Regions from separate parts of the Homo sapiens genome. Here region 2 is linked to region 1. A link is a contact called in ENCODE Hi-C or POLR2A ChIA-PET data. All regions are on one chromosome and are shown on one strand. The core of a region is the stretch at or near the end of the contact, and the rest is flanking DNA. Distances in the headings are between cores, read along the strand shown. Region 1 overlaps SCPEP1 (serine carboxypeptidase 1). Region 2 overlaps TRIM25 (tripartite motif containing 25).

Region 1 (4,398 bases), core at 1,620-4,119:
GTGAATTAAAACTAAACCCTAATGACTGTAACCCTGAAGACCCAGGGGAAATGGTCTTTGTGGAATCCTGACTCCTGCCCTATCACCTACCACCTGTTTAATTTGCTCACTTCCAAATTAAATAGGGCCTGGTGGAGGCTCAGAGACAGGTTCTCTGAACTGGCAGGGTAATTGAGGCACAAGGTCTGACGGATGTGACACGCCTCGTGAACCAGAAGGATTGAATATTTTTGTGATGGGTAAACAAGAGACACCAAGGACAATTTGGAAAGCTGCTGCATTTCTCGATGAACATCCCAGGTGATCCTTATCACTATCTCGTTCACGACATCTCTCAGTCCTCCTCACAGGCCTGTCTGCCTCCAGAGGTCCCCAGTTCCCTTCCTAAAGAGCAGATGGCGGTGAGAGATGCAGAGGCAAAATCAGTCAGGCTTTGCAGCTGTTAGGTTTCTCCCAGCAGCCTAGGTTTCACTGGGAGTCAGAAATGCAGATGCTCAGGCCCTACCCTGATCTTCTGAATCAGAATTTGCATTTTAACAAGATCCTGAGTGAGTTTCATGCATATTGCAGTTTGGGAAGCACCAACTTTTAGGACCTAGACTTTTTTCCTATTCTATCCAGCTGTTAATGCCAGGCCTTTCTCTTTGTCCTTCTCACCAGGTCAGGAGGCCTGGGTGCGGAAACTGAAGTGGCCAGAACTGCCTAAATTCAGTCAGCTGAAGTGGAAGGCCCTGTACAGTGACCCTAAATCTTTGGAAACATCTGCTTTTGTCAAGTCCTACAAGAACCTTGCTTTCTACTGGATTCTGAAAGCTGGTCATATGGTAAGAAAGAGCTTTTGTTCCAGACTTAAAAATCATCCTGAGAGGGAAGCCACAGGCGGTTATTATGCCTCTGTCCACTGCCCAGGTGGGTCTTGTAGGAAGTACGAGGGCCCGAGGGCCAGGTACAGTGGCTCATGCCTGTAATCTCAGCACTTTGGGAGACCAAGGCAGGTGGATTGCTGGAGCCCAGGAGTTTGAGACCAGCCTGGGCCACATGGAGAAACCTTGTCTCTACAAAAAATATGAAAATTAGGCCAGGCACAGAGGCTCATGCCTGCAATCCCAGCACTTTGGGAGGCTGAGACGGGTGGATCGCTTGAGCTCAAGAGTTCAAGACCAGCCTTCGCAACGTGGCGAAACCCTGTCTCTACAAAAATTTACCAGGTGTGGTAGCACATGTCTGTAATCCCAGCTACTTGGGAGGCTGAAGCACGAGAATCACTTGAACCCGGGAGGTGGAGGCTGCAGTGAGCCGAGATAGCACCACTGCACTCCAGCCTGGGCAACAGAGTGAGACTCTGTCTCAAAAAAGAACAAAAATCAACCGGGCACGGTGGCGCATGCCTGTGGTCTCAGCTGCTCAGGAGGCTGAGTGAGGTGGGCAGATTGATTGAGCCTGAAAGTTAGAAGCTATAGTGAGCCAAGATCATGCCACTGCACTCCAGCCTGGGTGACAGAGCGAGACCCTGTCTCAAAAAAAAAAAAAAAAAGAAAAATTAAAAAAGAAATACTTAGGGCTTGGGAGTGTTTTGAGTTTCCTAACAAAATTCCGCTATTAGCACTAGAGACTGCGAGCACAAGGGTGAGTGGTGCCCAGTCCCTGTCCTCAAGGAGCTTGTGGTCTAGAGACAGACAGGCAAGGAGACTGTCAACAGCTGGCTTGGCCCAGGGAAGGGTGCCCTGCCCAGGCATGCAGATCTGGAAGATTGTGCCCCACGTGATGCGTAGGAGTGATTTAAGGAAAGAGGAGGAGGTGGGGAGCATGGAGAGCAGTGAATACAAGGTCCACAGGAGCCTCAGACAGCGAGGACTTGGAATGGACACTGGAGGGAGGTGGCTGCAGAGGGGGAATTTTCATACCACTCTAAGGAGTTCAGACAGTAGGGCACCAAGCAGGGGTTTTAAGCAAAGGAGTGAAATTAACAGATTTGTCCAAGAAATACCATTCTAGCAGTAGAGGGCATGGGGCAAGCCTGGGGCCAAAGACCAATCAATGAGGCTGTCAGGTAAATCCAGAAAGGAGGAAAGTAGATGGATTTGGTGAAGTGTAAAGAAGGGAAAATTGGCAGGACTTGGTAATCATTTGGGGTAGAAAAGAACTGAAGGGTGGCTTGCAGGTTTCTGCTCCAGCATTGTGGTTTGCGATGGAGGGAATTTGCACAAGCTGAGTTTGAATTGCCTATAGAACAGAAGGCAGAAGAAGAGCCTACAAATGAGACTGAGAAAGGAGCAGCCAGATAAGTGAGAAGGGAGACCAGGGATGCGTGGCATCCCCAAAGCAGGGAGGGGCCCGCAGTGCTAAGTGAGAACTCAGGGGAAGGGCTGAAACGTGAGTGATGATGTGCTTACACCGATGTCCTTGGCACCTGCGTTGGTGAGATATTTTGGTGAGGTGGCAAGCTCAGAAGCCAGATTGGAAAGACTGGAGAAAATGAATGAGTAGTGAGGAGAAGAGACAGTAGCTTCCTTTAAGAAGCCAGAGAAAGCAGCCCACTCTCAAAAGACACTTAATCTAGGCTGGGTATGGTGGCTGACACCTGTAATCCCAGCATTTTGGGAGGCGAAGGCAGGTGGATCACCTGAGGTCAGGAGTATGAGACCAGCTTGGCTAACATGGAGAAACCCTATCTTTACTAAAAATACAAAAATTAGCTGGGCATGATGGTGGGCACCTGTAATCCCAGCTACTCAGGAGGCTGAGGCAGGAGAATCGCTTGAACCTGGGAGGCAGAGGTTGCAGTGAGCCAAGATAGTGCCATTGCATCCAGCTGGCGAGATAGCGCCACTGCACTCCAGCCTGGGCAACAGAGTGAGACTCTGTCTCAAAAAAGAACAAAAATCAACTGGGCGCGGTGGCGCCTGCCTGTGGTCTCAGCTGCTCTGGAGGCTGAGTGAGGTGGGAGGATTGATTGAGCCTGAAAGCTTGGGTGACAGAGTGAGACTCTGTCTCAAAAAGTAAATCAATAAATAAACAAATAGACTTAATCTAAAGGGAGAACAAACAAGGCAGCAGGGCACAGAGGGAGAGGGCATTATTTATGGCTCTCAGGATCTGAGTACCTTCAATATTGACTAAAAGAAAGAAAATTAGAACGTCTTAGAGCAAGCACTGTTACAGGTTGAGTACCCCTTATCTGAGATGTTTGGAACCAGAAATGTTTCAGATTTTTAATTTTTTTTTTATTTTGGAATATTTGCATATCCATAATGAGATATCTTGGGGATGGGACCCAAGTCTAGGCAATGGAATTCATTTATGTTTCATATACACCTTATACACATAGACCGAAGGTACTTTCGTACAATATTTTAAATAATTTTGTGCATGAAGCAAAGTTTGTGTGCACTGAGTTATTAGAGAGCAAAGGGTGGCTATTTCAGCCACCCATGGCTCTTCAACCAATCTGTGGTTGTTAGGCATCATATCATTTCTGACTCCAAATTTATATGCTGCCGATAAGCAATCTTTTTCTTGCATGTAGTCACACATAAGTACTTCACAGTAAGAAATACAACATACCATTAATACAGTGGAAAAGTTGTGTGTTCAGAGTAACTGAGCAGCACAGTAGCATGACCAGAATACCTGTGTCAGCTGCTAGACAACAGCAACAGCAAGCAACAGCAGCTTTCGGTCTCTACCTACAATGCTGTGTTTTGATTAAAAGGTTACTGTACTGTAACCCCCTTGGGGATGCAGAAATAAACTGTGTGTTGTGCGCCTGCATTTTGAATGCAGCCGCCCATGGGGCAGGTGTGAAATGTTCCACTTGTGGCCTCATGGTGGCACTCAAAAAGGCTGGAATTGTGGAGCATTTTGGATTTTCCAATGAGGGATGCTCAGCCTGCCCTAGAGAGAAGTCCCTGACGAGGCTGGTAGGAAGGCATGGAACAAGCCAACCACGCGCTCTGTATACTAGAGTTCAGGCCCATTTCCTGTTGGTTTGTCACATATAGAACAACAGATCAGTTGGGGACAGGCTTAAAATAGCCCTTGGAGACTGTTGTTAAGTCGTCCCCAAACCACTTCCCCTTTCATTGATTAAATGACATTTTAGGATAACCCACCTTGCCTGTGCCTCCTGGGGACTCTTGGCAGAAGAGTCAAGGATGGGTGTGCCATAGAGAATCATGGAGCCAGGGAATTACATAACGGGGAGACCATATACTCCAACCCCTTCTGTGTAGGGAGAAACTGAGGCCTCTGCCCTTCCCCCTTTTGATGCTGTGTGGGAAGGAAATTTTAAAGGACTTATTCTAAAAATCTGAGGGAAAACAAAAGAAAGTTGAATAACTGCGAAAATCGGATGCCACCCAAAGGGCCCTGTTTGTTTTTATTATTTGCGGCTCTCTG
Region 2 (4,691 bases), core at 475-2,974, 110 kb before region 1:
TAAAAGGATGTTTTAATTTGAAAAACAGAAGGAGTCAGCAGGCAAAATGAATCTATAGTGATAGAAACCAGCATGAGCGGTCGTGGGGGCGGGGACTGACTAATAAGGAGCATGAAGGAATTTTCTGGAGAAAGGGAAATTCTTTATCTTGATTTGAACAATGGTAACACATGTATGCATTTGTCAAAATAGATCTAACTGCACATTTAAGATTTACTGCAGGGAAAAAAGAGATTTACTGCAGGTAAATTATATTTCCATAAAGGAAAAAACACAAAAACCAAATAGGGAATCAGAAAAAAAAAAATGCTTGCCAAGGGCTGGGCGCATGGTGGCTCATGCCTGGAATCCCAGCAATTTGGGAGGCCAAGGTGCAGGAACCACTTGATCTCAAGCGTTAGAAACTAGCATGGGCAACATGGGGAAACCCCATCTCTACAAAATTACAAAAAAAAAAAAAAAGAAAAAACTAGCCAGGCCTAGTGGCACACACCTGTAGTCCCAGCTACTTGGGAGGTGAGGCAGAAGAATTGCTTGAGCCCAGGAGGATGAGGCTGCAGTGAGCTGTGTTCTTGCCACTGCACTCCAGCCTCAGCAACAAAATGAGACCCTGTCTCAAAAAAAAAAAAAAATGCTTGCCAAGTCTTTTAAAAATATCTGGAGTGTCTACCTACAGGAACTGAGTTTGGCTAAAATAGTCGTTCTCAAAGTCTGGTGCCCAAGCCAGCTGCAGTGACATCACCAGAGAACCCCTAAGAAATGCAAATTATTGGTCAGGCACTGTAGCTTACTCCTGTAATCCCAGCAATTTGGGAGGCTGAGGTAGGAGGATTGCTTGAGGCCAGGAGTTCAAGATCAGCCTGGACAACATATCAATATCCTGTCTCTACAAAAAAAAAAAAATTGTTTTAATTAGCCTGGCTTAGTGGCACATGCCTACAGTCCTAACTCCTCAAGAGGCTAAGGTAGGAGGATCACTTGAGCCCAGGAGTTCGAGGCTGCAATGAGTTCTGTTCGCACCACTGCACTCCAGCCTAGGCAAAAGAGCGAGACTCTGTCTCTTAAAAAATAGTAAATGCAAATTCTTGGGCCCCAAGCCAGAGCCACTGAATCATAAAGGCTGGGGGTGAGACCCAGCAATCTGTGATGTACAAGCCCTCCAGGTGAGTCCAAAGTCCACTCAAGTGGGCTAGAAGATCCCAGCTTCCTTCTTTGCCACCTTCCACAACACTGGAACAAAAAGGGGCGTTTTTGAAATCATATCCCTGCCCACCTGCAGGACACCTGACATTACAGATAAGCCCTGCTCTCTCCTATTACCCTCTCCCTCCCCCAGACCCCCATCACACCACAAAGCCCCCTTGCTACCGCTTCTCCTACTTCGAAGTCACATCACTCACAGTCGCTCACTCTCCCATTTCCTCCCCTTCTGCCACTTTCCCACCCACTCCCTGTGGACCAGCATCTTGGGAGGCCCAGGCTGTGACATCAATCTAGGGCACAGGCACCTCCCTCATCACCTACCCTTAGACATCTCTCTGCACTGGGACTACTCCATACCCCCTCCCCTATTTCCCCATTTCAGCCTAGAGGAGCCTTGATTCATTCCCGAACTTTATTCTCCAGGGTGTCATTCTGCTGTGACATGAGGACCTCACCTCACTGGGGAACACACCTGCCTGCTGGCCGGCATCCCTACCTCATTCATACTAAGGGAGGAGCTTTCAGAGGAAGGTGACTGGGGAAGGACACAGGTCAACAGTACCTTTCCACTTCCTCTTTCACTCCTCTTTTCACACAAAGTACCCTTCGAGGTTTTCCGGCCCAGCTAAGGGCTCCCTCCTCCATCTGCACCAGGCATCCCAGCCCTGACTCTGTTCCATTCGGGGACCGATACCACACTCTGCCTGCTACAGGTGACCTGAACACTAAGCACAAGCAACAACAACAAAGAGCAAGCCCTGGCTCTCTCATCCCCCCAACACCAGCAGTGTGCAGCCAGCCCTCCTGGGTTCACACCAACTTTTCAGGGAAGCAATGACAGCTAACATTTCAGTGGTATATGGACATGTCAGTGGTATATGAACATGTCAGCGGTATATGGGCATGTCAGCGGTATATGGACATCTCAGCGATATATGAACATGTCAGCGGTATATGGACATGTCAGCAGTATATGGACATCTCAGCGGTATATGGACATGTCAGCAGTATATGAACATCTCAGCGGTATATGGACATGTCAGCGGTATATGGACATCTCAGTGGTATATGGACATCTCAGTGGTATATGGACATCTCAGTGGTATATGGCTCATAAAGAGCTCTCACAATCAGTGTCCCCTCATCACTCAGAATCATCCTGTGGCCTCGATATCACTATTGTCCACATTTGCAGAACAGGACCACTCTTCTCCTCAACCCCCATGTCAATGGCAGGTGCCTGCCCAATGAGGGGGATAGTACCCCTAGGAGGGCAAAAATGGATCCTTGGGGGAGGGGGAGTAAAAAAGATTACTCTTTTTATGTGTAAAAGCACAAACATAAACAGTTATGCAGTAGATGGGTGGTATTAAAATTTCATGGGTTGTAATTAGGAAAAAAATTTTCTCAAATGGTTCTGGGGATGAGCAGGAGGAGGGTAACAGTGAGAAACCAAAAAAAAAAAAACAGTTGAGAAACATGGTAATAGCAGAAGCCCATTACAACCCAGAGACTTAACACTGCTGAGATGCCAAGGAGGTTTAGCCTCCACCCTTCCTGGACCGCCATCAGTCTCCTTGCCCAAGGCTCTGCCCAAGGACTTGGGTATAGTAAATATTTCTCAAAACAAGCCAGCCTCAGGCATCTTGCTGTTCCAGGCAGCCCAAACGTGCAATGCTGATGGACAGCGGAGCTTCTGCCACAGCCCTACAGCCCCCCGCAGTGGGGACTGCCACCAACTTCTTTCCCACTGAGGTCCAGGCCCCACAGTGACTCGGGATGGGCCGGAAGTGACTTGGCCAGAGCCTGGGGAGGCCACAGCCATGCTGTTGCCATGGAGACAGGGGTGGGGCTACTTACTGGAGACCTTCTTCACAGGGCGTGTGGATTTGTGTGTGGACGCTGGGTCATGCTCTCCAGGGTCACCTGTGTCAGAGAAGAAGGGCTCAGTGTGTGCGGCTCCTCTCACTGACCCTAGCAGCCAGCTTTGCCATGGGTCGGTGGGCAGGCAGAGGGTTTACACAGACAGCCATTTCCTCCGACCTTCCCCATCCCATCGCTTACAAGAGCTACAAACAAGGTGATCTAAGAACCAGTTTGGTGTATTCCCTTTTTTCTCTGACTTTTTAAAATGTAGCAAGGGCCAAGTCTTTTTTCCACCAGCACCCAGCTCTGTGGCCTCTGAGACTTCTCTGAGCTTTGGTTTCTTCGAGCACACAATGGGGATGACTTCACCTTGCTCATGGTTGATGTGACTCCTGAATGAGATCAAGGTCATGTAGCGGAGGCTGGGTCAACACTTGTTCCTTTCCCACTATTCTTTCTCTCCCCTCCTCCCACATACCAGCCACCTATAGCTTTGCCCCCACGCAGCACTTCCACAATGGGGCTGCACCGCCACCGATTTCAGAAGCCCTTCTGCAAGGACACTCGGCAGGCCAAGCTGAGATTCAAGCCCAATCTTGGACTACACAACAGAGATTTACTATGGGCCAGGCTCTGTGCTAGGCACTAGGGAAATAGCGTTGAAGAAAAATCAGACAGGCCAGGCACAGTGGCTCAAGCCTGTAATCCCAATGATTTGGGAGGCCAAGGCAGGAGCATCACTTGAAGCCAGGAGCTCAAGATCAGTCTGGACAACTTAGCGAGACCCTGGCTCTACAAAAAAAATTTTTTAGGCTGGGCCCGGTGGCTCACGCCTGTAATCCCAGCATTTTGGGAGGCTGAGGCAGGCAGATTACTTGAGGTCGAGAGTTCAAGACTAGCCTGACCAAAGTAGTGAAACCATGTCTCTATTAAAAATACAAAAATTAGCCAGGTGTGGTGGCACATGCCTGTAATCCCAGCTACTCAGGAGGCTGAGGCAGGAGAAATGCTTGAACCTGGGTGGCAGAGGTTGCAGTGAGCAGAGATTGGGCCATTGCACTCCAGCCTGGGTGACAGAGCGAGACTCCGTCTCAAAAAAAAAAAAATTTTTTTTTAATTAGCCGGGCATGATGGTGTGTATCTATAGTCCTAGCTAGTCGGGAGGCTGAGGCAGAGGGATCACTTAATCCCAGGAGTTTGAGGTTACAGTGAACTATAATCACGCCATTGCATTCCGGCCTGGGCGACAGAGCAAGATCCTGAATAAATAAATAAATAAGCCGCAGCCCCTGACCTCACAGAGATCACAACCTAATGAGGGAGATATACGGGGATCCCAAGGAAGAATGCGATACTACCCATGCAAGAGTCCCAAGAGGATGACAAGGACCCTGGGCCCAGTCTGAGGAGTGGGAGCAGTGGCAGGGGAGGCTGGCTATAAATGTAATGTTTTGCTGATCTTTGAAGGGTGAGAGGAGTTAATTAGTGAAGACGGTGGAGTTCAAGCCTTCTGGAGAGTGGGGAAGAGCAAACACAAAGGCCCTGTAGCAGGAAGTTTTGCATATTTGAGGAACTGAATGCAGAGAGATGCACCAGAGGAGAGTGGGGGGCGCCTTGGGGCT

Evidence for each region. A loop is a pair of places that touch in the nucleus more often than their neighbours do. ChIA-PET counts read pairs that join two places held with the same protein, here RNA polymerase II (POLR2A). Pooled maps may share reads with other maps.
Region 2: a pooled map shows a loop between it and region 1 (2.9-fold over the local background). The contact joins two enhancer-like sites. A Hi-C loop is called at or near these places in 3 of 37 single-sample maps with no recorded cell type and 4 of 50 pooled maps. POLR2A ChIA-PET finds 5 or more read pairs at or near these places in 1 of 52 experiments (H1).

What each region holds. Positions count from the first base shown.
Region 1 is chr17:57,001,358-57,005,755 of GRCh38, forward strand. It overlaps SCPEP1 (serine carboxypeptidase 1), which reads left to right. Exons shown (of 13, transcript NM_021626.3): 12 at 661-824. Among named protein-coding and RNA genes, the nearest start is that of SCPEP1, 25 kb to the left of the region's middle. Within about 2 kb of position 2,870, at least 3 of the 41 ENCODE cell types and tissues checked have a DNase peak (open chromatin) inside an H3K27ac peak, as active enhancers do.
Region 2 is chr17:56,896,052-56,900,742 of GRCh38, forward strand. TRIM25 (tripartite motif containing 25) reads right to left here. Exons shown (of 9, transcript NM_005082.5): 5 at 3,064-3,129. Among named protein-coding and RNA genes, the nearest start is that of MIR3614, 7.0 kb to the left of the region's middle. Within about 2 kb of position 1,725, at least 3 of the 41 ENCODE cell types and tissues checked have a DNase peak (open chromatin) inside an H3K27ac peak, as active enhancers do.